Regions from separate parts of the Homo sapiens genome. Here regions 2 and 3 are each linked to region 1. The links are chromatin loops, found by intact Hi-C in ENCODE. Cell type or tissue: endothelial cell of umbilical vein. All regions are shown on one strand.

Evidence for each region. Hi-C counts contacts between places; a loop is a spot of excess contacts. Peaks named below come from ENCODE experiments on the same cell type or tissue, not always from the same donor. Only the 100,000 strongest peaks of a DNase experiment are listed, where the experiment ranks them.
Region 2: a loop joins it to region 1, with 2.5 times the contacts of the local background. A loop is called at or near these places in 8 of 110 quality-filtered maps.
Region 3: it touches region 1 in a loop (10-fold over the local background); 67 of 110 quality-filtered maps call a loop at or near these places.

The regions. Positions count from the first base shown.
Region 1 is chr4:151,358,762-151,366,761 of GRCh38, reverse strand. No RefSeq gene overlaps it. Among named protein-coding and RNA genes, the nearest start is that of SH3D19, 37 kb to the right of the region's middle. In endothelial cell of umbilical vein, a CTCF peak has its summit at 3,891; a DNase peak (open chromatin) is centred at 3,891.
Region 2 is chr4:151,224,592-151,232,591 of GRCh38, reverse strand. It overlaps SH3D19 (SH3 domain containing 19), which reads left to right. Exons shown (of 20, transcript NM_001378122.1): 2 at 6,506-6,545. Among named protein-coding and RNA genes, the nearest start is that of PRSS48, 49 kb to the left of the region's middle. In endothelial cell of umbilical vein, no CTCF peak of the experiment used is centred here; DNase peaks (open chromatin) are centred at 3,881, 4,661 and 6,161; H3K4me3 peaks cover 2,501 bases; H3K27ac peaks cover 3,831 bases.
Region 3 is chr4:151,273,497-151,281,496 of GRCh38, reverse strand. All of the region lies in intron 1 of SH3D19 (SH3 domain containing 19), which reads left to right. PRSS48 (serine protease 48) reads right to left here and starts at 4,336. Exons shown (of 5, transcript NM_183375.5): 1 at 4,273-4,336; 2 at 1,539-1,701. The coding sequence starts at 4,324. It overlaps LOC124900799 (a long non-coding RNA gene), which reads left to right and starts at 6,339. Exons shown (of 2, transcript XR_007058328.1): 1 at 6,339-8,000. In endothelial cell of umbilical vein, CTCF peaks have their summits at 4,343 and 4,548 (motif pointing left); a DNase peak (open chromatin) is centred at 4,536.

The DNA of each region.
Region 1 (8,000 bases):
CCTTCTCTAATATAAACTTTTAAAATAGCCCTATCCAGGTTATTTGTATTTAATGACTCATTAAACTAGACATTTTAACTTATTGAATATAATTGATAAACCAAAATTAAGCATTTCGTATACTGTTTCTCCAGCTTTCATTAGTCAGCCTCTTCTAAATATTATGTGAAAGTAGGAACACATTGTAAGCCTAAAGTATATATAAAGCTTTTATACAACATGGAAAACACAACAAAAATAATATTTAATAATTGCATAGAGCTTTACAGTTTAGTGTTTTCAGAGTAAATAATGAGGACCTGTCAGAAATTCTCAAAATAATTACTAAATTCTTTGCTGTTCAAAGCTATGTAGCATTTTCCAAATGTATATTTATAATTTTTGAGCGATAAAAAAATTTTTCTATGAAAATACAGAAACATATAAAGCACTTCTGTTTCCACACAACATGGAATAACAAAAACCAGATTTATTGTCTTTCCTGAAGCAGCCAAAAAAGGAAAAAGACCAAACATAAGAAAGCATAGTTTTCAAGGCAACAGACATCAGGCAATGTAGAAGAATGAGGTCTGGAAGATAGGACACAAGCGAGGGGAGCCTTATTACTATTAAGAAAATTAAATGTGTAGTTAAAAACCTTCCCACAAAGAAAACTCCAGGGCCAGATGGCTTTACTGGTGAATTCTAGCAAACATTTGAGAAAAAAATTCTACCAATTATCAACAAATTTTCCTAAAAATTTAAAGGGAGCAATACTTTTCAGTTCACTCAAGGCCAGCATTTCCCTGATACCAAAACCAAAGGTGTTACAAGAAAACTATAGACTAATTATCTTCCATTAACGAGATCTAAAATTCTAAACAAAATCTCCCAATATAGAAAAAGAATAATATGTCATGACCAAATGGAATTTATCCCAGGAATGAAAAGTTGGCTTAAAATTAGAAAATGAATCAATATGGAGCTGGAAGCCATTATAATAATAATAATAATTATTATTTTTGAGATGGAGTATCGCTCTGTCACCCAGGCTGGAGTGCAATGGTGCGATCTCAGTGCGCAATGGTGCAATCTCAGCTCACTGCAACCTCCACCTCCTAGGTTCAAGTGATTCTCTCACTTCAGCCTCCTGAGTAGCTGGGATTACAGGTGTGCACCACCACGCCCAGCTAATTTTTGTATTTTTAGTAGAGATGGGGTTTCACCATGTCAGCCAGGCTAGTCTCAAACTCTGGACCTCAAGTGATCCACCCACCTCAGCCCCCAAAAGTGCTGGGATTACAGGCATGAGCCACCGCGCCCGGCCTGGAAGCCATTATTCTAAGTGAAGTAAATCAGGAATGGAAAACCAAATACTGTATATTTTCACTTCTAAGTGGGAACTAAGCTATGGATGTGCAAAGTCACACAGAGTGGTATAATGGAGACTCAGAATGGGGGAGAGTGGGAAGGGATAGGTGATGAAAAGCTACATATACATCCATTTTCTCAACAAGCTAAGGAATTCATCAACCTGATAAAGGGCATCCATAAAAACCTACACCTAATACTTAATTGTGAAAGATTTAATGGGTTACCCCTAAAATCAGGAGCAAGTCAAGGATGTACACTACTTGGGACTGGTATGCTGAAATCTCAAACTTCACCACTATACACTTCATCTATGTAACCAGAAGCCTCTTGCACTCCAAAAGCTATTGGAATTAAGATACATATGTATTTTGTGTGTGCGTGTGTGTGTGTGTATGTGTGTGTATATATATATATATATAGTAAATCAATATAATTCATCATCTTTTTTTTTTTTTTTTTTTTTTGAGACGGAGTCTCACTTTGTCGCCCAGGCTGGAGTGCAGTGGTGCGATCTCGGCTCACTGCAAGCTCTGCCTCCTGGGTTCACGCCATTCTCCTGCCTCAGCCTCCTGAGTAGCTGGGACTACAGGCGCCCGCCACTGCGCCCGGCTAATTTTTTGTATTTTTTAGTAGAGACGGGGTTTCACTGTGTTAGCCAGGATGGTCTCGATCTCCTGATCTCGTGATCTGCCCACCTCAGCCTCCCAAAGTGCTGGGATTACAGGCGTGAACCACCGCGCCTGGCCTATAATTCATCATCTTAACAAACTGAAAAAGAAAACCACAAGATCATCTCAATAGATGCAGAAAAGGCATTTGACAAAAATCCAACATCCATTTTCTCAACAAGCTAAGGAATTCATCAACCTGATAAAGGGCATCCATAAAAACCTACGCCTAATACTTAATTGTGAAGGATTTAATGGGTTACCACCATGCCTGGCTAAGTTTTATATTTTTAGTAGAGACAGAGTTTCACCATGTTGGCCAGACTGGTCTCGAACTCCTGACCTCAAGTGATCCACCAGCCTCAGCTTCCCAAAGTGCTGGGATTACAGGCATGAGCCACTGCGCCTGGCCAATTTTTAAGAATAAGTCAATTATCCCCAAATTGATTTCTAGTTTCAATGACATCCCAGTCCAAATTTGGTTTTGTTTTTGTATTTTCTTAGAAACAGGCTGACCTCAAACTCCTGAGCCAAGAGATCCTCCTGCCTCAACCTCCCAAGTAGCTAGGACTACAGGTGCACACAATGGCACCCGGCTAAAATTTCACAGATTTTTTGTGTAGAAACTGATAAGGTGATTCTAAAACTCATATGGAAATATAAAAGAACTAGAATAGCCAAAACAACTTTGGAAAATAAGAACAAAGTTGAATGACTAACCCTACCATGTTTCAAGACTTATCATAATGCTATGATATTCCAAAAGATAGTACTGAGGAGGGGTAAATTGCAGCACCCTTTCACTTGACAAATGGATGAAATGTCTTTAATCCAACAATTCAGTTCTAACAATTAATGCTAAGAAAATAATCAAAGAGACGCAAAAGCAAATGGATATTAGTCTCATTCTTACCAGCTAAAAACTAGGAAATAAAAGAGATATTTAACAATAGGAGATTGGCTGAATAAGTTATAGTTCACACTTATATTAAAATAAGTATTCAGCCCAGTCATAAAAAATCATGTACTTAATGACATGGGAAAAGTTCAGGATATATAGTTATATGAATTTAGCAAGTCACAAAACAATAGGTTTCTATTTTGTTACAAATATCTGTTCTGCGGAAACAAGAGGACCACTTGAGGCCAGGAATTTGAGACCAGCCGGGGAGCAAAGCAAGACTCTCATCTCTATAAAAGTAAAATAAAAATAATTAGCAAGTTGTGGTGGCAGGCGCCCCTAGTCCTAGATACTTGGGAGACTGAGACAGGAGGATCATTTGAGCCCAGGAGTTCGAGACCAGCTTGGGCAACATAGAGAGACCCTGTCTCAAGCAAGCAAGCAAGCAAGCAGTCTGGGATCTCACTGCATATTGTTCGGATTTTGCTTTTTTTTTTTTTTTCACTTTTTTCTCTTTATCATTTTCTCTATCTTTAAATAATCTGCAAAACAGATTTTTTTTTAATGGAGGCATTGTATTTCTTTGATAAACATACCACAGGTCATTTAGTCAGCCTCTGATCATTGGACCTTTTCATTATTTCCCTTTTTTTTTTTTTTTTTTTACAAGGAAAGCCCACTGTTTACTGAGATGGGGGGCATGTAGCAAGTCCTGTAGGGATGGATCATTGTTTTACAAACATGTTTGTACTCCGCATGAATTTATGCTAGACTTGATAGATGTGGGGATAGATGATAGAGGAAGGAAGTGTGGAGGTGTAGAAATGGGGCTAATGTGTTCCACCTAGTTCAAGGAGAGCCCTATTATTTGCTGCTTTGGGGAGGGATTCCCTGTAACCCCGCCCCTCAACTATTCTGCTTTCCGCTTCCCACTGTCTGCTGAGCTGCACTGCTACCCTGTGGCCGAGTGGTGGCACTGCAGCCCAAGAACGCCAAATCATAGTGGCCTTATGGAAGCCATTTGGGTTCATTTCTTGACTGATTTTTTTAAACCCAACTTAAAACTGTAATATTTTTCTTCAATCCACAAATAGAAATGTACATGCGCAAAAATGACTGAATGTGTGAGAATTCTGTCTGGAATTAACGCTCCTTTAGAGCCCTGAGTATTTAAATAAAGATAAACATACCATTCAAGTCCCGGGCTCTTTCCCCAGCTTCAGCCCTGCTCACCTTGCCCTTAGGTACTATCCTCTAGCCATAACTGAAGCAAGTCTTCAAATAGGCCGGCTTTCTTGCTTACTGGACTTTAACCATGCTCAGCACACCCAATACCCCCTCTCTCTGCCTGACTTATTTTATTTTATTTTGAGACTGAGTCTCGCTCTGTCGCCCAGGCTGGAGTGTAGTGACGCCATCTCGGCTCGCCTGGCCAATTTTTTTGTATTTTTAATAGAGATGGGTTTTCACCGTGTTAGCCAGGATGGTCTCGATATCCTGACCTCGTGATCCGCCCGCCTTGGCCTCCCAAAGTGCCGTGATTACAGGCGTGAGCCACCGCGTCCGGCCCTGACTTCTAAATTTCACTTAAGACTTAGACTTATTTGGATTCTTTAAGATGGGGTTAGCTGTGCCTTCCATGTGCTCACCAAATTCCAGTCATTCCGGGAAACTCACCTCTTTCCCCTGCTGGATTGGAGGGTCCTTGAGCACATGACTCCTCCTCACTTTGTCCATCACTTTTCTTATCTTGTCGACAGTAAGTCCCAAACCGGAAGTAGGAATCTAGTATGTTCAAAGGAGGAAAACACAGGAACACGGATAGTATAGTATATTCTCTCATTTCAGTTCCATTATATTCAGTTCTGCCAATATTTATGGGATGCCTACTCCGTGACAGTCCTCACTGATAGCATTGGAGGTGAAAAGAGAGAGGAGAGAAGATATGGAATGAGAAACTGATAACTCTGCTACTCATTTTGCACAATTTGTTGTTCCTTTCAAAATGTACTGCATGGACAAAGTTTGGGGTATCCACTGGACCCCACTTGAGAGGTTAGGCTCAGTCATCCATATATTTTTGAAACCTTTTCTGGCTACCCACATGACTCTGATATACAGCCAACATTGAGAACATTTGCCCCAGAGTAGCCAATTAACTGTAGGAAACTCTTGAGACCCAAAGTCTTAAAGAAATAGTTCTGACAGTGAGAATTTCAGGTAAGTTGGTGAACACCGTTTGAGGATAGTAATTTTGGAGATCTACGGTTTTGCCTGCCCAGCATCCATTCTTCTTTCTTCTACTGGAAGCACCTTAATTTTCTTTCTGAAGACCATTCCTTCCCCACTTTAAGTCCTTGAAATTGAGGTAGGGCTTTGTCTCATCTCCCCCGCTCCCCCCACCCCCAACACACACACACACACACACATACACGCACACACACATACACACACACTCAGCCCATCTGAACTCTGCATTTGCTCTTTTCCAGCTAGAATTGTGCTTGAATTCAGTCACATCTGAACCTTTAGACTGAACTTCAACTCTTAGTCTGTTCAATTATTGAGCAATCAATCCCCCTGCTACTATTTTTCCTAAATGAGTTTGAGGTGGGTCTTGTCATTTGCAACCAAAACATTTCTAACTAGCAGAAATTTAGGAGACTTTCAAATGGGATAAGCAACTCCATATTCTGTCTTCTTAGAGAAAGGGGATAGATTAATTGATGTGTCCTAGTATTTTGTTTCTTGTTCTATAATAAAAATTTCCTTCATTGTTCTTAGCAGGGCTTTAAGTTTATTAAACATAAAAAGCCCATTTCTTTGGTCTAGTTTAGCCCTGTTTAATTTATCTGTTTGGAGCATGGATTTTTAAAAGCTGCCCACACATATAAAATGGAGATAATGAGATTTATTTCACTGAGCTGTTGAAGGTAAAATGAAATAACATATGTGAAATCATTTCATGCTATATAAATGTTGGGTATTATTACTATGGGTATCATCATAATTGTCATCATCTTTCATTTTCTGTCACAAAGTTCCCGGATAGTTATTTATTGTTAGTATTGATAGTTGTACAAATGCAAAACTGTAGTTGAGTAACTAAATGATCAAAACAGGAAATGTGATTCCTTTTAGGTTATAATCATCCCAGGAATGTAATAAAAGATCAGTTCAAATAATGTATTCTAAGGTACTTTAAAAACCAAAAGGCTATATGACTATAAGGCACTCTTATCTCAGTCCTGCAGGTCACTGAATCTTTGATGTTCATTTGCATATATGTTTTATTTCAGAGCCTATTAATATCATATACTTTTTATTTATTTTTAAAACAAAAAACCCACAGACTGCCTTATAGAGTGCAGTTTTATACAATGAATGGCTTTCTCTTGGTTTTCATTCTCTTCAGCCTCTCTGACAACCCACTCCTTGAAATTCTTTCCTCCCTTAGATTCAGTGACACTACATTCTCCTTCTTCTTGACCTTTCAACTACTTTTGACTCCCTTCCCCTCCCAGCTCCTAACTCTCTGGGTGCCCCTGCTAAGGCTCTGATTTCTCTCGCTATTCAGCTCCTGGAGAATTCATCCAGCCTCATCTATCCTGCATCAGTCCATAGTTCCATCTTCTTAGTATTTATTTCAGTGTGTATGTCCTGCCATGAGCTCACTTTCAGTATCTTTTAAAAATTCATAATTTCTGCTACTGTAGTTTGGCTGCCTTTACAAGTGCCCTATTTCAGTTGGTGGCAACCCTACTGTTCCTTCCTGCCCTCCTTATTGCTTCCCTCTTTTCCAACCCTCCTTTTGCAGGTGGCAAGCACTTCCGTACCTGCAGGTTCACTCTTCTCTGCTCTCCCAAGACCTCTACATTAGCCCAGGCCCTCATTTTCTCACTGGCCATCCTCATAGCTGGTCTCTTTAGCTCTCAATTCACCCCATTCCTGTCTGTCCTGTGGACTTCAGCCAAATCAATTTCCTAAAATGCCTCTTTGTGAGCTCCATAAGAGCAAGAACTGTACACTGGTCATCTTGGTGCCCTTAGCAACTGGCACAGTGCCCAGCACATATTATAGCCCTTGAATGACTGTCATTCCCTTATTCGAGAGAGTTGCTTCTGTGTGTGTGTGTGTGCGCGTGTGTGTGTGTCTGTGTGTGATCAATTTCAGACTTTCTAGCTTGACTAGCTCCATGATATGAATTATTCATCCCATCTTATTTCTGACTACTTTACCGAGTAAACCATTTATTCAAGCCAATCTGGTTTTTCCTTTTATAAACTAACATTACACTGATAATGAAGACCAAACTATTTAACACTCATTAATTCTCTACTATCAATGTAATTTGTCTTCCTAACTAGATTATGATATCCTTGAAGCCTGAAACTCTATTAACCAGCTGCCATAGAATAGTCTTTTGATTTACCCCCTACCAAAACACTCCTTCACCACAAATACTGTCTCTGACTCAGTAAAAACATTTGATATGTTTTCTTTCTATATTTATATTTGCTTTTATATTTATAGATCAATAACATATATTTACATGTCTCATTGCACCTAACACTGGTGGTCCTAAGTAGCAGTGATCACTCATTAAATATTTGTTGATTAATATATAATATATATAACATATATTATATAATATATAAGACTGAGTAACATTTTACTTTGAATCACTCCATGACCTCTAAGCCCAACATAAAATAGCATCTTAGTGGTCTGACATTGTTCCATATCTTTCTTTGGAGATAAAATAACTTAACTTGTCAAAGAGCAAGTGTCTTTTGATACTGACATCATAGAACCCCAAATTTTTTTTTAGCTAAAAACACAATTAGATGGAAAAGCAACAAGAACAGCAGTTGATGAACAGAACTGAATAAAATATGGGACTTATGTTGAAAGGCTGCCTCTGAGCTGCTGCCACATAAATAAGGAGATGGTGAGGTGGACCGAGGGACATTTACCAGTCCATGCTGTGTTATTTCTGATTTTTTTTCTTTTTTCCCCCCACAACAGGAATGACCAAATGTTCACCTGGTACCCCAAGAGAATTAATGGGTATCTTT
Region 2 (8,000 bases), 130 kb after region 1:
GTAGATGAGAAAACTGAGGCTTAGGGAGGTTAAGTGACTTGTACAGTCACTATGATGCAGTATCATTTGCTACAACTAGTTAATAGCTGGCCTTTTAACAACATGACGGCAGCTGACATTTGTGGTATGCTTAAGTGTACAGACAGGGTGCTAAGAATGTCACTGGCATTATCTCATTTAATCCTCTGAAGATCTAAGTGATTTATAATTTTCTGAGGCCTAGATTTATTTGGCCAGCAATGTGATTGGGTTAGAGGGAAGAAACTGGGGCCAGAAAATCCAGTCAGGACATAAGAGTCCAGACAATTGCTGATAAGAACCTAAAATGAGGGTAAAAACAGTGGGGATGGGAAGGAGAAAACATTCCAGAGATAGTCTGCTTCTTTGTTGAAACATAAATTCTTTTTTGAGACAGAGTCTTCCTCCATCCCCCAGGCTGGAGTGCAGTGGCGTGACCTCAGCTGACTGCAACCTCCGCCTCCCGGGTTCAAGCGATTCTCCTGCCTCAGCATCCTGAGCAGCTGGGATTACAGGTGTGCGCCACCATGTCCAGCTAATTTTTGTAGTTTTACTAGAGACAGGGTTTCACCATGTTGGCCAGTCTGGTCTTGAACTCCTGACCTCAAGTGATCCGCCCACCTCAGCCTCCCAAAGTGCTGGGATTACAGGCATGAGCCACCCCAGCCAGCCAAGACATAAATTCTTGTTTGAAGAAACTTCCTTTCCATCTCCAATTCTTCCCTTCCTGGGTAATTAGAGTACTGCATTTTAATGAATTTTAATGAATTTAGGCACTTTAATTAATGAACGATGTCACTATTGATAGTGCTGTAGACCAGACTTTCCCACTTACCCATGGAAGCATGGGCAGCAGCAGCCATGTAAACTTCTCTGTAGTATGTCTTATTTCTCCCCTGCAGTGGTAACTGACAGAGACCCTCTTTAATTTCTTGGCTTTTTTAACCAAGAGAGTAGGAATTTTCTGACTTAATGTGTTATTTCAGCAACAACAAATATATATTTATTGAAAAGGTATCATTTAAAAGAACAATAGACCATCACTGTGGGAATCTCAAATGTAAATAAAAATCAGTTTGGAGACACACCTAAACAAGGCTGTCAAATAGAAAGCAGAGGTGGATTCATATTAGTTGGTGTCAGTAACTTTGTAGAATGAGCACTGCCTTCTTTTCAAGTGTATGTATATATATGCTTGAAGTATATACTTGAAATATATATATATATTTGCAGTTTTCTCTCTCTAAATATAGGAACCATTTAAGGTTTTTAGAAAAGTTATTTGAAATTCTGATATCTGATAAGTAAAATCCCATCCATGGTCTATTTGTTTGGAATCAATTATGCAATCTTTTAAAGAATCACCAAAGTAAGATGTATGAACACTGGATATCTTATGTCTTATAATGGATGAGTTCATTGTTTTATTTATTCTGCTTGTCATAAGTAAAGATGTAATGACATTGCTGCTGCAAATAATTTGTTTTCAGCCCCAAGGAACCTTTAGGTAATTCTGAATGGCACAAAGGGTTTATATAGGGTTCATCCATATTTTAAAAATAATATATACCGTATATACTCCCAAGCTGGAACTTAACAGTAATGCTTGGGAGTATGCTACAGAATCGCTTCATTGGTAATGCATCTGCTAAAGAGATTTTGGTATGCCAAGATGAGATATAAGATGGACACTTTGGCCGGGGATGGTGGCTCACACCTATAATCCCAGCACTTTGGGAGGCTGAGGTGGCTGGATCATGAGGTCAGGAGTTCGAGACCAGCCTGGCCAATATGGTGAAACCCCATCTCTACTAAAAATACAAAAATTAGCCGGGCATGGTGGCATGCACCTGTAGTCCCAGCTGAGGCAGAAGAATCACTTGAACCTGGGAGGCAGAGATTGCAGTGAGCCGAGATTGCACTCCAGCCTGGGTGACAGAGTGAGACTCTGTCTCAATTAAAAAAAAAAAAAAAAAGACTCACTTTAAACCACTTCTTACTCCATTGTGAGTATATCTGTGTATATTCATTCATGTAGACTGAGCCTTGCCCTTAATTTCAAAGAATGATTTCAGGTCTTTCATTTCCAACTTGAGTCAGTAAAGTAAGTCCCTACCCAATGGGGTTTGATTTTTCTCTCCTGTTAAGTGATCAAAGCTAAATCATCAAAGCCTGAATGTCTTACAACAGATTCTAATAAGTTCTGAGTTGGCTATTCTTCTTAGTTTTAATCAAAGCAAAGATGGCATTTGCATTTTTGTCATCTCCATTTCAAAGTATTATTAGAGTCAGAATCACCCTGAATGGTTCCACATCAGTAGGATCTGCGTAGCCGTACCCAAAAACTGTCTGTGCCAGAACAGGGGCCCATTTCTACGTAAGTGGCGTAACACCTAAATACATAAACATTGGAATCATATGTCTAGATTACATAGAACCAAGTTGACATGAAAGGAAAATGTGGATAATCTGGAGTTCTTACACAGAATCCTTGACCCATGATAGCATCCCACCACTCCCCTAACTGTTCTTCAGTCCCCTTGACATACCATGGGTTCCCCCATTGCATCCCTCACATCTCCCCCACAGCATTTATACACACACAACCAATAGTCTTTGTGCCAGCTCTGCCTTGTTTTTTGTTTTTGTTTTTGTTTTTGAGACAGAGTTTCACTCCGTCACCCAGGCTGGAATGCAGTGGCGTGATTTTGGCTCACTGCACCCTTCATCTCCCGAGCTCAAGTGATCCTCCCACCTCAGCCCGCAGAGTAGCTGGGATTACAGGCGTGCACCACCACGTCCAGCTAATTTTTTTGTACTTTTGGTAGAGATGCGGTTTTGCCATGTTGGCCAGGCTGGTCCCAAACTCCTGACCTCAGGTGATCCACCCACCTCGGCCTCCCAAAGTACTGGGATTACAGGTGTGAACCACTGCACCCAGCCTCTGCCTTGTTTTCTGTCTTTGTTCTACTTACAGAGTACTTTTCTATTCCTCAGTTAGCCTTATTAACCATGAGGCATGGATGAGAGGGACAGGGAATGGAAGAGCGGGGTGTGTGTGTGTATGTGTGTGTGTGATACATATCTATAAAACCATTACATGGTTACCCAGCCATGGTTACCCTCACACTGAGTATATACTGCTGGTCTTTGAGTGACCTAAACCATCATGCTCTGCTGGGCAGGCCCCTGGAATAAGTATATCATCCACAGCAAATGTGTAGCATTTGGCAAATTTTAGAGTTAAGGCATTTTATTTTTAATAACTCTTTTTTTCATAGAAATGATGAGACTTTGGGCTAGAAAGTTATTCATATGATTTCTAAATATGCAGAAGTTCAGAAAACCTTTAGAAATATTCTCCCCCAATTAATTTGAAAATTAGAAACTAAAAAATTGGAAGGCTGAGCACAGTGGCTCATGCCTGCAATCCCAACACTTTGGGAGGCCAAGGCAGGAGGATCGCTTGAGTCCCGAAGTTTGAGACCAGCCTGGACAAAATAGGGAGACCCTGTCTCTACAAAAAAAAAAAAAAAAATTTAATTAGCTAGGCGTGGTGGCATGTGCCTGTAATCCTAACTACTTCAACTACTTGGGAGGCTGAGATGGGAGGATCACTTGAGCTCAGGAGCTCAAGGCTGCAGTGAGCTGTGATTGCACCACTGCACTCCAGCCTGGAGTACAGAGCGAAACCTTGTCTCAAAAGAAAAAAAAAAAGAAAAGAAAAAATTCAGAGAATGTGCTGAAGAGTATTTGATTTAAAATAAAATCCATACACTTAAAGCACTATATATAGCCAAGATTAAATTTCCATGTTTGCTATAGATCTGTTCTCATTCTTGGGCTTTCATCCAAATGTTTTGTTATTGTTGGCAAGAAAGCAGATTCTGAATCCACCCTCAGTGATTTGTTTTGTTCAGTCTTGGCTTTTGGAACAAAATAATAACCACTTATTATTTTGCCAAAAAATTTATTTCTACTAATATATTTCTTGACAATTGCACAATAATCTTGACTATCATGAAAATTACTTTAAAATGTAAGTATATGAAAAAGTATAAGTATATAAGACACACAGATACGCAACACACACCCCATTATTTATATGTATTTAAGCTAAAAGATGGCTTTATGGCAAAATGTGAAATCCAAATATTTGTATACTTTGAGGGAAAAGATCAAGCCAAGAACATGTGTTTCAATTTGTTTTTCATGGTCAAGAGGTGAGGGATGGGAAATATTGTGAGTAATGGATAATTTACCCTTACCCTCAAATTATCAACTATGTGAATTCTTAGGAGTAACATTTTATAAGTACTGCGTATCTATATTTACACAGGAATGTAACACAGATAACACTAATAGTGAATTTGGGGGGAAAATTTTAAAATTTCCCCCAGCAGATAATCAAGTCTTTTGTTGAATTTTAATTACTGGTTCAATAGAAAAGTGCTATGAGAAGACATTTGTATTTTCTTAGAGCAGAAAGTATAAAAATGACTGTAGAATTTCCTGTTTTAACCAAGAACGAAGGAGAGCTGTGAGCCATTTGCTTCCTGAGTGGCCACATTCCAGCTGTGCAGACTGGTCATAGCACATCTGCCAATCAGAACAGGCCCTGGAGGGAAGCCCTTGGATACTGAGTCTTGTTTACATGCATCGTGACTCTGTTTCTCCCTTCCTCTTGTGTGTTGTACCACTAGGAAGATTAGTGGGGAAATTTGCTATTACATGCCTAAGTAAACTATGTAACTAGGATCACAGCCACAGGAAATGATGTTCTGGACAGAGTTTTAGCTCGGCTTTAGCCACAGGTAAGAGTTGTTGCTTTGTTATATGAGGATAGCTAATCTGTATTCAGTTTCTGGCTTTACTTTGAGACATTATACTTCATTTTTGTAGCGAAGCTAGCAGGCTAAAAACTGGAGAATGATTGAGAGAAATGATTTAAATGTGCCCTGCGTTACTATGACTTTAAAATCTTAATACTCATCAAATGAAAAACATGATATTTTCATTTAAGGGAGGGGTAAAACCAAGTTAAATTAAAACAGAAAAGTTTTAAAAGCTGCAGTAATACTAAGTCACAGTGTAGAAAAATTGGAACCAGAAATGTGCTAACACTATGTGTTTGGAAATCATTATATCTAAGCAGGCATGCTTTATTGTGAATCTTTTTACTTATTAGTCTTTCAGAGAACAGTGTTTTCATGAGTACTAACTCTTTGGCTTTGAAAAACATTTCTTTTTTATTATGAACTCATTCAGAAAGAATTGTTACATACGTTTAACTGTGTAAATCCTATTCCTTTTCTTCCATATTTCTTTCTAGAAGTTTTAGAGTATGTTTCATAATCCTCTTATTCTGTTCTAACAGCAATAAAATTAAGGAAAAACTAAAAGCATTCCTGTCTTAATCTTTACGTTGCCATTAAATTCTATCTTGTTAGCATTAATTCAGAAGATACTATAGAAAACTGTATTTTGATAATATTCCATAGGATTTTTTCTTAACGTCATTGCTTAGGATATATTGTGGTTTGTATATTGCTTCATATTGTTTATTTTTGCATAACACTGCGGCCTTTTACTTCATTTATTTTTAATTCTTAAGCATATAGTGGAGGAAAAATTGTTACTCAGGTTCAAAAAAGACAACCTGTGGGTTTTATGGTTCTCTTGTATATGATAGTCTCAAGGTTGATTAATAGCATGTTACAGCAGTCTAGAGAGTCACTTTTGAAAAGTTCAAGCATCTGTGCTCTTATTTCTTACCCTATAGCAGGGTTTCTCGACCTCTGCACTGCTGACATTTTGGATGAGATAATTCTTTTGGTGAAAGGGACCGCTCTATGCATTGTAGGATCTTTAGCAACATTCCTGCTTTCTACCCATGAGAGTTCCCTTCTTCCCAGTTGTGACGATCAAAAATTTTATATAGAGAGCACATTATATCTAATTACTGGAGAAACATTGAAATCCAACTTCTGAAATGTTCTGGGTGGTAGATAGTTAAGGGTGAAGCTGTATTGGTCTTAGTATTTGCAGATGTTGTAGCTGACTGCTCATTTTTCCCCCTCCCCATTCTGTTAGAAGCTTCTGCCAACCATGATTCATGGAATGATTTTTTTGAGCTGAGTAATCTGTGGCTTTGCAGTTTCCTTGCTTTCTTTCCTTAGCTAAATCTCTTCTAGTGTTAGCAAAGTATTTAGCACAGGAAAGATCTTATAAAATGAAATAATGCATGTAATGATGCATTTTCCAAGTAGATGATTTTAACAAACCGTAAGCTTTTATGCCTGTCCTTCATTGTGTCTTTTCTGCCTCTGTCAGGCGAACTGTGATGAAGAGCCTTATACTTAGGAAGACACAACTACCTTTGAACAGTCCTTTGTGAAATCTAATGGTATGGCAGCTGGTATTTAAAAACTTCTTTCCAGAGCTTTTAAAGAACCTTTTGACACGTAACCATCTTCTTTCTCTACAGATCGCAACGAACGAAATAAACCAGAACATCGTTCTTCAAGGTATGAATTTACAGTATCTAATAATTCTGTATAAAGCTTCTTATTTGAAAAGTATTGTTTGGAAGCAATGTAAGTGTCCTCTTTAGAGTTACTGTCTATTGGAATCTTCTGTAGCATTCAGAGAAGCTTCATAAGGGAAATCTTATTCATTCTCTGAATTAAAATTTCACATAAAACTATTGACTACCTGGAAAACATGTTTTATTTTAGGAATTCCCATCAGTGACAGATATATTTTCGTAAAAATTATTTTACTCTCATTTATTAGTTTTTGTGACTTATTTTCCTCCCCTCCCTTTAACCAGTATTTTTGTAAGTGTGTACTGCTGTTTTCCTAATCATAAAACTAATATAGGCTCACTGTAGAAATTTAAAAGATATTTTAAAAATACAAAGCATGAAAAAAGCAGAACAAAACAAAACCCAGACTGCCTTCCATCAGCCAGAGATGGCTGGCTATTGCTAAAATTTTGGTACATTTCTTTCTAGACTTTTAGATTATATATGTATGTATATATTCAAATGGATTATTTTATGTTTTTGTTAGGTATTTCAAGTGGCCAGGAAGGTTGTATCACTTAAGCTCTCAACCACACTGAGTGTATTTCACTAGAATTCTCCAACACTGAAGAGTACATTAAAAAATCCTTGTCAAACTTATAGGTGAAAAATTGTCTGACTTCTCATAGGCAGGACTGACAGGCTATATTTAATATTTGTAACCCAGTACTATGAAAGATTATAATTTTTCTAATATTAATTTCTTTTTATTCCACATTCTACCACCTTTTTTGATGTTTTATTTTGTGGGAATTGTTAAAGTAATGTACTCATTGGATTGACTGCTCTGGTAAGCCAAATCCTGGTGCTTTTTCAAGAGATCAAACCCTAGAGTGCATTGACCTCAATCAATAAAAATATAAGATCTATAAAAATTTCATTGCTTAGAATAGCAATGCGTTTTGCAGAAATTGTCAATCAAAATAAGTTAGTGAGACCTAATCTGAGAGAAGAATATAGCTGGGTATTTAGAATATTGACTGATTTTTTTTCCAGGTACAATTTACATATGTTAAAATTCATTCTTTTTTGTGTATAATCTTACTAGTTTTGATAGGCATGTACAATTATGTATCTACCACCATAATCATTAAACAGTTCGTAAGATTCTTTTATATTAGATACTTAAAGAAAAATAGCAGCCAGGCATGGTGGTTCACACCTGTAATCGCAGCTACTTGGGAGGCTGAGGCAGGAGGATCGCTTGAGCCCAGGAGTTCAAGACTAGCCTAGGCAACATAGCAAAACACTGTCTCATCTCTGTTAAAAATAAAAATAAGGCAATGTAAGAGAAAGGACTTTGACAGCATGCTTAACTGTGAGTGACATAAAGTTGGAAGAGTCAAAAATACTTAGGATGGTAAAACCAGGATCCCCAAGACCTTTGACATTCTG
Region 3 (8,000 bases), 85 kb after region 1:
GAGCTTTCTTACACATCGCTGTCTACCCCCCACCTCCCACTTCCATTCCACCCATCCTCCTAGCCAGTGTTATCATAACTTTTCGTTAGATCAGTATTTAATGCGTTTGTTCTTGTGACTATGTAAACATTGTTCACTACTGGGTCCTATTGGGTGATTACATTTCTTATAAAACGTTTTGCTTCTCCTGGAGTTGATAAGTGGGCTCACTTTGGTTTTTTGTTTTTATCTTTATACCCATCACCAGTCTCATTCCCCAGGCTCTCCACCAGAAGTGTAAATCTCCTCTCATTTTGTTCAAACTTGTCAGGCATTCTATCAATACTATCTTTTTTTTGGAGCCCTCTGCTCTCTTGTTCTAATCTGGGCTGCTGCACAGCCATCATCTTGGCACTTTCTTTATCCTTTATGACTTTCTTAGGGATTCTCTTCTGTGTTTTATTCCCCTTTTGTCTGGATCCTGTGTTTTCCTGTTTTTCCCCCTTTATTTTGGTGGAGCAGATTCTCCTATGGCTTCTTGAGAAAATGTGCATGAGAGGTAACATTTTTGCTGCTTTGTGTATGTGAAAATGTTTTACTTCTATCCCACATTTGATTGATAGTTTGCATATGGGTAGAATTCTAAGTTGGAAATAAATTTTTTTTAGCATTTTGAAGTTATTACTCTATTTTCTTTGAGTTTTTTTTTAAACTTAATTTTTTTTTTAGAGACAGGGTCTCACTCTGTCGCCCAGGCTGGAATGTGTGGTACAATCATAGGTCACTGCAGCCTTGAACTCCTAGGCTCAAGTGATCCTTCTACCTCAGCCTCATGAGTAGCTGGGATTACAGGTGCAAGCTGCCACACCTGGCTTATTTTCATTGAACTTTCAGTGTTGTTATTGAAGAGTCCTGGAATTTTAATTTCTGTTGTGTATTAGTTATCAATTGTTGCATAATAAGTTATAAAGCTTAGTGGCTTAAAACAACAAATATTTATCTCATAGTTTTTATGGGTCAGGAATCAGGTGTGACTTAGTTGAGTACCATTGACTCAAGGTTTCTCATGTGGCTGCAATCAAGGTGAGCTGCAGCTGCAATCAAGGTGAGCTGCAGTCATCTTACTGGGGAGGATCTGTGTCCAAACTCACGTTGGTAGGCTTTGGGTCTTCTCGCTGTTGACTAGAGATGCGGGTTCCACATGGGCCTCTCCATAGGGACACTCACCACATGACAAGTTGCTTCTCTCACAGCAGTGGCTCTTAGAGCTCAGATTGTGTTTATGACCCAAAAACACGACAAAAATCTCCTGACTGGTATTTAGAAGGTGATTTGGCAAAAAATAAGAAAAGTCTTTAATATAGTGCCTGTCTCCAACTTTCCTTTTTCTACTTCTATGCCCTGTCTCTAGTTGTTTCGGGTTTGATAGTCTGACATGACCTGGGTTTCCTTCCGCCCTGCCTATTTTACCACTTTCATTTGTCTTTTGGTTCATTCATGAAGTGATGCAAATATTCACTGAGAACCTGTCTGTGTGTTAGCTGCCAGCTAGAACTCACGGTTGTATGCAGTGTGCTGCTGTCAGTATCAACCTCTCACTGACGAGGGAACCTCCACAGATAAAGTTGTGGTCAAAGTGTAGGCTGACCTGCCAAGGCCAGCGCCCTGCAGCAGCATCCTGGCCACCTACAACGCGGCTGGAGTATACAGGTTGCCCACACACTAGAGAAAGAGAAGAAAGGGAAATGTGGAAACCTAGGAGTCCTGTTTCTCTGGTCCCCACCTTATCATCATTCCCAAACTCCCATCTATTCCTAGGACCTGAACCCTCCCTAGACACCATACTCCATCCTATTCTGGTTCCACACCCAGCAGTCTTGGGCTCAAAATGGAGACCACTCCCCTGATTGTAGCTCTTTCTTTTTGGGAAAAGAGTGTAAGCAAGAACCTAAGGAAGAAATAGGGTATCATTAACACATAGTAACACATCTAATATCTAGATTCACTGAACAGAGAACCTTCCTTTATATTTAAATTTTCCAGATTGGTGTTAAAGGCCAAAATTTTCAAATGCCTTCTACCTATTAGTGGGAATCTTCACAAACATACTTACCTGCCTTCTTTAGCAGCACACATGGAATATCATTTAACTTAAAATTTTTTTTTTAAACCAGGGATAGTGGCTCATGCCTGTAATCCTGGTGCTTTGGGAGGATGAGGTGGGAGAACTGCTTGAGGCCTGGGCAATATAGTGAAACCAGGTCTCTAAAAAAAAAATTGAAAAAGAAAAAGATTTCCACATTTCTCTTTCTCTTCTTTCTCTAGTGTGCTGGTGACCTGTATACTCAAGACGTGTTGTAGATGGCCAAGATGCTGCTGCAGGGTGCTGGCCTTGGCAGGTCAGCCTATACTTGGGCCACAGCTTTATCTGTGGATGTTCCCTGGTCAGTGAGAGGTGGATACTGACAACAGCACACTACATACAAGTGTGAGCTCTAGCTGGTAGCTAGCACACAGACAGGTTCTCAGTGAATATTTGCATGACTACATAAATGAACCAATAGACAAATGAAAGTGGTAAGATTGACTGGGCACAGTGACTCACGCCTATAACCCCAGCACTTTGGGAGGCTGAGGTGGGTGGATTGCTCAAGTCCAGGAGTTCAAAACCAGCCTGGGCAACATGGCCAAACACCGTCTCTACAAAAAATATAAAGAAATTAGCCTGACATGATGGTGCATGCCTGTAGTCCCAGCTACTTGGGAGGCTGAAGCAGGAGGATTGCTTGAGCCCGGGAGGTGGAGGATGCGGTGAGTTTAGATCATGCCACTGCACTCCAGCCTGGGCGAGAGAGTGAGACCCTGTCTGAAAAGAAAAGGAAAAAAATGTGGTGAGATAGGCAGGGCAGAAGGAAACCCTAGGTCACATGGGACTCTCAAACTAGGGATGACCAGAGATAAGGCACAGAAGTAGAAAAAGGAATGTTGGAGACAGGTGCTATATTAGAGACTTTTCTTACTTTTCACAAATCACTTCCTAAATACTAGTCAGGGTTTTTTTTTTCTTCTTTTGGGCCACAAACACAACAGGTGTGGTTCAACCACACCTGTAGTCCCAGCTACTAGGGAGGCTGAGTGGGAGGATTGCTTGAACCCAGGAGTCTGAGGTTGCAGTGGGCTATGATTGCACCACTGCACTCTAACCTGGGTGACAGAGTGAGACTCTGTCTCTTAAAAAAAAAATGCTCTATGAAGATTCAAATTTAGCTTTTACTTGATTCAAGGTCACCATCAGGAATATGAAGTATGTTAGTTTATAAATACAATGATGCCCTCAGATGCGGTTGAGGTTGCAAGCTGTTTACTTTTGTGCTATTTGGTTTAACTGAATTGGCATTTTGCAGTATTTGTGTATCTTTCTTCTTTGCTACCTGTTAAGTTTTTTGCTCTCTCAGCATACCCTTTCTGTTTTTTGGGGGGACGGGGTCTTACTCTGTCGCTAAGGCTGGAGTGCAGTGGCGCTATCTCGGCTTACTGCAACCTCCACTTTCCAGGCTCAAGCACTTCTCCTGCCTCAGTCTATTGAGTAGCTGGGACTACAGGTGCCCGCCACCACGCCCGGCTAATTTTTGTATTTTTTGTAGAGATGGGGTTTCACCATGTTGCCCAGGCTGGTCTTGAACTCCTGATCTCAGGTGATCTGCCCGCCTTGGCATCCCAAAGTGCTGGGATTACAGGCGTGAGCTGCTGTGCCTGGCCAGTATACCCTTCCTTTAAATCCCTGTGGACCAGAAAAATAAATGAACAAGCATATACCTGAAATCATAGAATAGTGTTTGCTCTTCCAGTTCCCTCTGCTTGAGATGCTCTTTTCCTGGATCCTCTTACTTAATTTAGTTATCCCCTTCAGTTCTGCTCAAATGACTCCTTCTTAGTGAGGCCTTCTTTAACTACCCTTCTAAAGATTGCAACACTCCTGCCCCTGTACTTCAGATGCCCCTTTCCTTTCATAGTACTTATTACCTTCTAACAAGCCTTATAATTTACACATTTAATATGTGCATTGATTATAAGTCCCACGAAGATAGGGATCTTGTGGGTGTGTGTGTGTACTGCTATTTCCAATCGGGAGCATTGGAATGGTGCTGGGTATATAGTAGCCTCTCAGGACCTTCTCAGGCTGTGCTACTCATAACTAACATCCCATGGGTGAAGTGTCACATTGTTCTATGTGATGCCCTCTTTAGTAAAAATCCTCTGCCTCTGCCTTCTCAACCCCACCCTGGCGCTCACCTGAGATCCCCAGCAGAAGGAGCAGCGTGAAGGCACAGCCAGCAGGGCCCATGTCTCTGTCCTCAGAGCCAGTGAGCGCTTCCTGCTTCCTGGACTCAGGCTCCCAGGAAGAGGCCAATGGGGAGCTGCCAGAACTAGCTTCTCCTAGATGGATTCCTCTGCTTCACCCCCTCCTCTCCTTTGGTCTTCACCCGCTGCCAGATCCTGAAGGGACCAGACTTCAGAAGTGCAGCTGCAGGACCCAGGGGAGGAACTGGGGTCTGTGGCGCCCCCTGCTGTCCTGGGAGAGCAGGGTTTCTGGGGTTTCTGCCTGTGGTGTTGAGGAGTGGCTGGTTGAGGGCACTGGAAGAAACAGGACCCTGTCTCTAGCAAGGAGATAGAAGGTGGACAGGATTCTCCAAAAGCAAGAAATGGAAAAGAGGAAATGAACCCAGTATCTGGTTAATTTTTCTGAGTTTTTTTGTTTGTTTGTTTTCATTTCTGTTACAGTGTTAGCTGCACTGCAAGTCAAGTTTCCTGGGAAACAGACTCTAAGACAGAGATTTGTGTGCAGGAAATTTATTTTAGAGTGGTCTCAGGATCAGCAGCTCTTGGGTGGGTAGTAGGATTGGTTAGAGGGAGAGTTGAACTGTGATGCGTTTGCAACAGAGGCCACAGCCTATCTCACAAGTTTCTCTGGAGCTGAGGTGGCCCTCAGAGACTTTCTGTACTGAGCTAAGAAGGATGCGTTCTTAGGGGTCTGCATCATTGGATGCAGGCCACCTCCTAGGAGGGGGCATTACCTTGGGTGAGGTGGCTCTGTTGGCAGTTCTTGGAATAAGACTTAGCTGTGAACTGTCAGCAGCCAACACTCCTAGCTGCTAAGGGAATGAATGCTTCAGTTCTAAAGGGGGGTCTGGATGGTACACCACAACATCTACCTCAGAAATCTTCACTCTGCCTTTTGTTTTCTGTGCCAATTGTTTGTAGGGTGCTAGGTCTGTGGAGGCAGAATTCAATGAACTATTAAAATGTTACTGCTCTCTTGCAACTTAAAATATTGGGATGCTTGAAAGAAACATATAAGCAGTTTAAAACTAATAGGCCAGGCACGGTGGCTCATGCCTGTAATCCCAGCACTTTGGGAGGCCGAGGCGGGTGGATCACCTGAGGTCAGGAGTTTGAGACCATCCTGGCCAACATGGTGAAATCCCGTCTCTACTAAAAATACAAAAATTAGCTGGGTGTAGTGGCGTGCACCTGTAGTCACAGCTACTCGGGAGGCTGAGGCAGGAGAATCGCTTGAACCCGGGAGGCGGAGGTTGCAGTGAGCCAAGATGGCGCCACTGCACTCCAGCCTGGGCGACAGAGCGAGACTCCGTCTAAAAAAAAAAAAATAATAATAATAATAATAATAATAGAAGTGGCTGGGCGTGGTAGCTTACGCCTATTATCCCAGCACTTTGAAAGGCTGAACGGGGAGGATCCCTTGAGACCAGGAGTTTGAGATCAGCCTGGGCAATACAGTGAGACCCTATATCTACAAAAATTTAAAAATTAGCCTGGTGTAGTGATGTGCACCTGAAGTCCCCAGCTACTCGGGAGGCTGAGGCAGGAGGATCACTTGAAGTCAGTAGTTCAAGGCTACATGAGCTATGACTGTACCACTGTGCTCCAGCTTGGGCGACGGAAAGAACCTGTCTCAAATAATAATGGAAGACCAGAAAATGTAGATATTTTGGTAAGAACTATTCAGTTACAGGCAACTGAGGCTCACTTAAGCTAGCTTAAATCAAGAGGAGATTATTTTAAAGCTATTGTTTTGAGCTGAATTATGTCTCCTCAAAAATGTATCTTGAGGCTGGGCATGGTGGCTCACGCCTGTAATCCCAGCACTCTGGGAGGCCGAGGCGGGTGGGTCACGAGGTCAGGAGATCGAGACCATCCTGGCTAACACAGTGAAAACCCGTCTCTACTAAAAAATACAAAAAATTAGCCGGGTGTAGTGGCGAGTGCCTGTAGTCCCAGCCACTTGGGAGGCTGAGGCAGGAGAATGGCGTGAACCCTGGAGGCAGAGCTTGCAGTGAGCCGAGATCGCGCCACTGCACTCCAGCCTGGGCGACAGAGCAAGATTCCGTCTCAAAAAAAAAAAAACGTATCTTGAAGTCCTAACCGCACTTCCATACTTCAGAGTATGACAATATTTGGAGATAAGGTCTTTAAAGAGGTAATTATATTAAAAAGAGGTCATTAGGTTGGGTTCTAATCTCATATGAGTGATGTCCTTAGAAGAGGAAATGTCATGTACGTGACATCTATAGAGGGAGAAGACAGCTATTTACAAGCCTAGGGTGCCTGAAACAAATCCTTCCCTCATGGCCCTCAGAAAGAACCAGCCATGCTGATACCTTGATCTTGGACTTCCAGCCTCCAGAACTGTGAGGAAATAAATTTCTGTTGGTTAAGTTCGTCTAGTCTGTGGTACTTTGTTACAGCAGCCCTAGCAAACTTATGTAGATGTCTATGGAATAATAAGAACAGGATAACAGGGACACCTGGAGCTGCCATAGGACAACCCTGAAGACCAGAGCTGGAAAGGAGCTCTGGATTCATGACAGCTTAAGAGCTCATAGCAGGATCTTCTCTCTGGTTCTCTGCTATTAATATGGCTCAACCGAATTCCATGTCATTTCTTTCTGTCCTACTATAAACTGCTCAAGTTGTTCCCTATTTTCAGTTCAGACTCCCAAGACGTCTTATTTGGCACAGATTATCTTTTCTAACCAGGATATAGGTTCATGGCCATGGATTAACTGTCCTTGGGGTAAGTACCCTCATATGGGAAGGTGAGAAGATGGGGATGCAGAAATATGGCCAGCTCAGTTGCAGGGGCTATTGTGGCAGGGCAGATGCCAGGTTTGCTATATCTCAGTAAAGTAGCATAAAGATGTTTACCTCTTTAAATACATTTTAAAAGATTTTAGAAGTGAACACGTGAAAAAAATCTCTCCATTTGCTTTTTTAAGCAAACACTGCAACACCATGAATTTTTACCAAATTTATGTTTTTAAAATTCATTTGTTTTCATTTGTGTCTGCTTGATGGGGATGAAAATCTACTACTACTATTACATTTGTGATAGTTTCTGAATACATTTTTAATGGTTCTTGTTTTGTGTATCCAATTTTGTTTTTGTGGTTTATGCATTCACTCTGGTTTTCTGCTACTCACTGATTTTATCATTATACAATGACTCTTAGTATTTTTCATCTTAATTTTTTCTGAAATTAACATTACAACCGGCAGTTTTCTCCAGCTCGTTTCATTGAAGAAAAAGATTTCTTATTCATAGCACAACCATCTTTGTGAATATTCCAATTAATTTATGGTATTCACAGACAATTTTAGCTATTGAGTTAACTCACTTAATATAGTTCTTTTAAAAGGTCAGACCTCAGTTTGAGATTTGCCTTCTGATCATGTTTAGAGTAAAGGTAGCTTATTATTCATTTTGCAGAGACCTGAAAGCTTTGGACAGATCTTTCTGTTGACTTACCACAGGAGCAAAAAACTTGACCAGAGAGTCCTTTCCCTCTGAGGATTTTGTGGTTGTCCCAGGTCTTTGGACTTCTTTTTTTTTTTTTTTTTTTTTTTTTGAGATGGAGTCTCGCTCTGTCGCCCAGGCTGGAGTGCAGTGGCGTAATCTCGGCTCACTGCAACCTCCGCCTCCGAGGTTCAAGCGATTCACC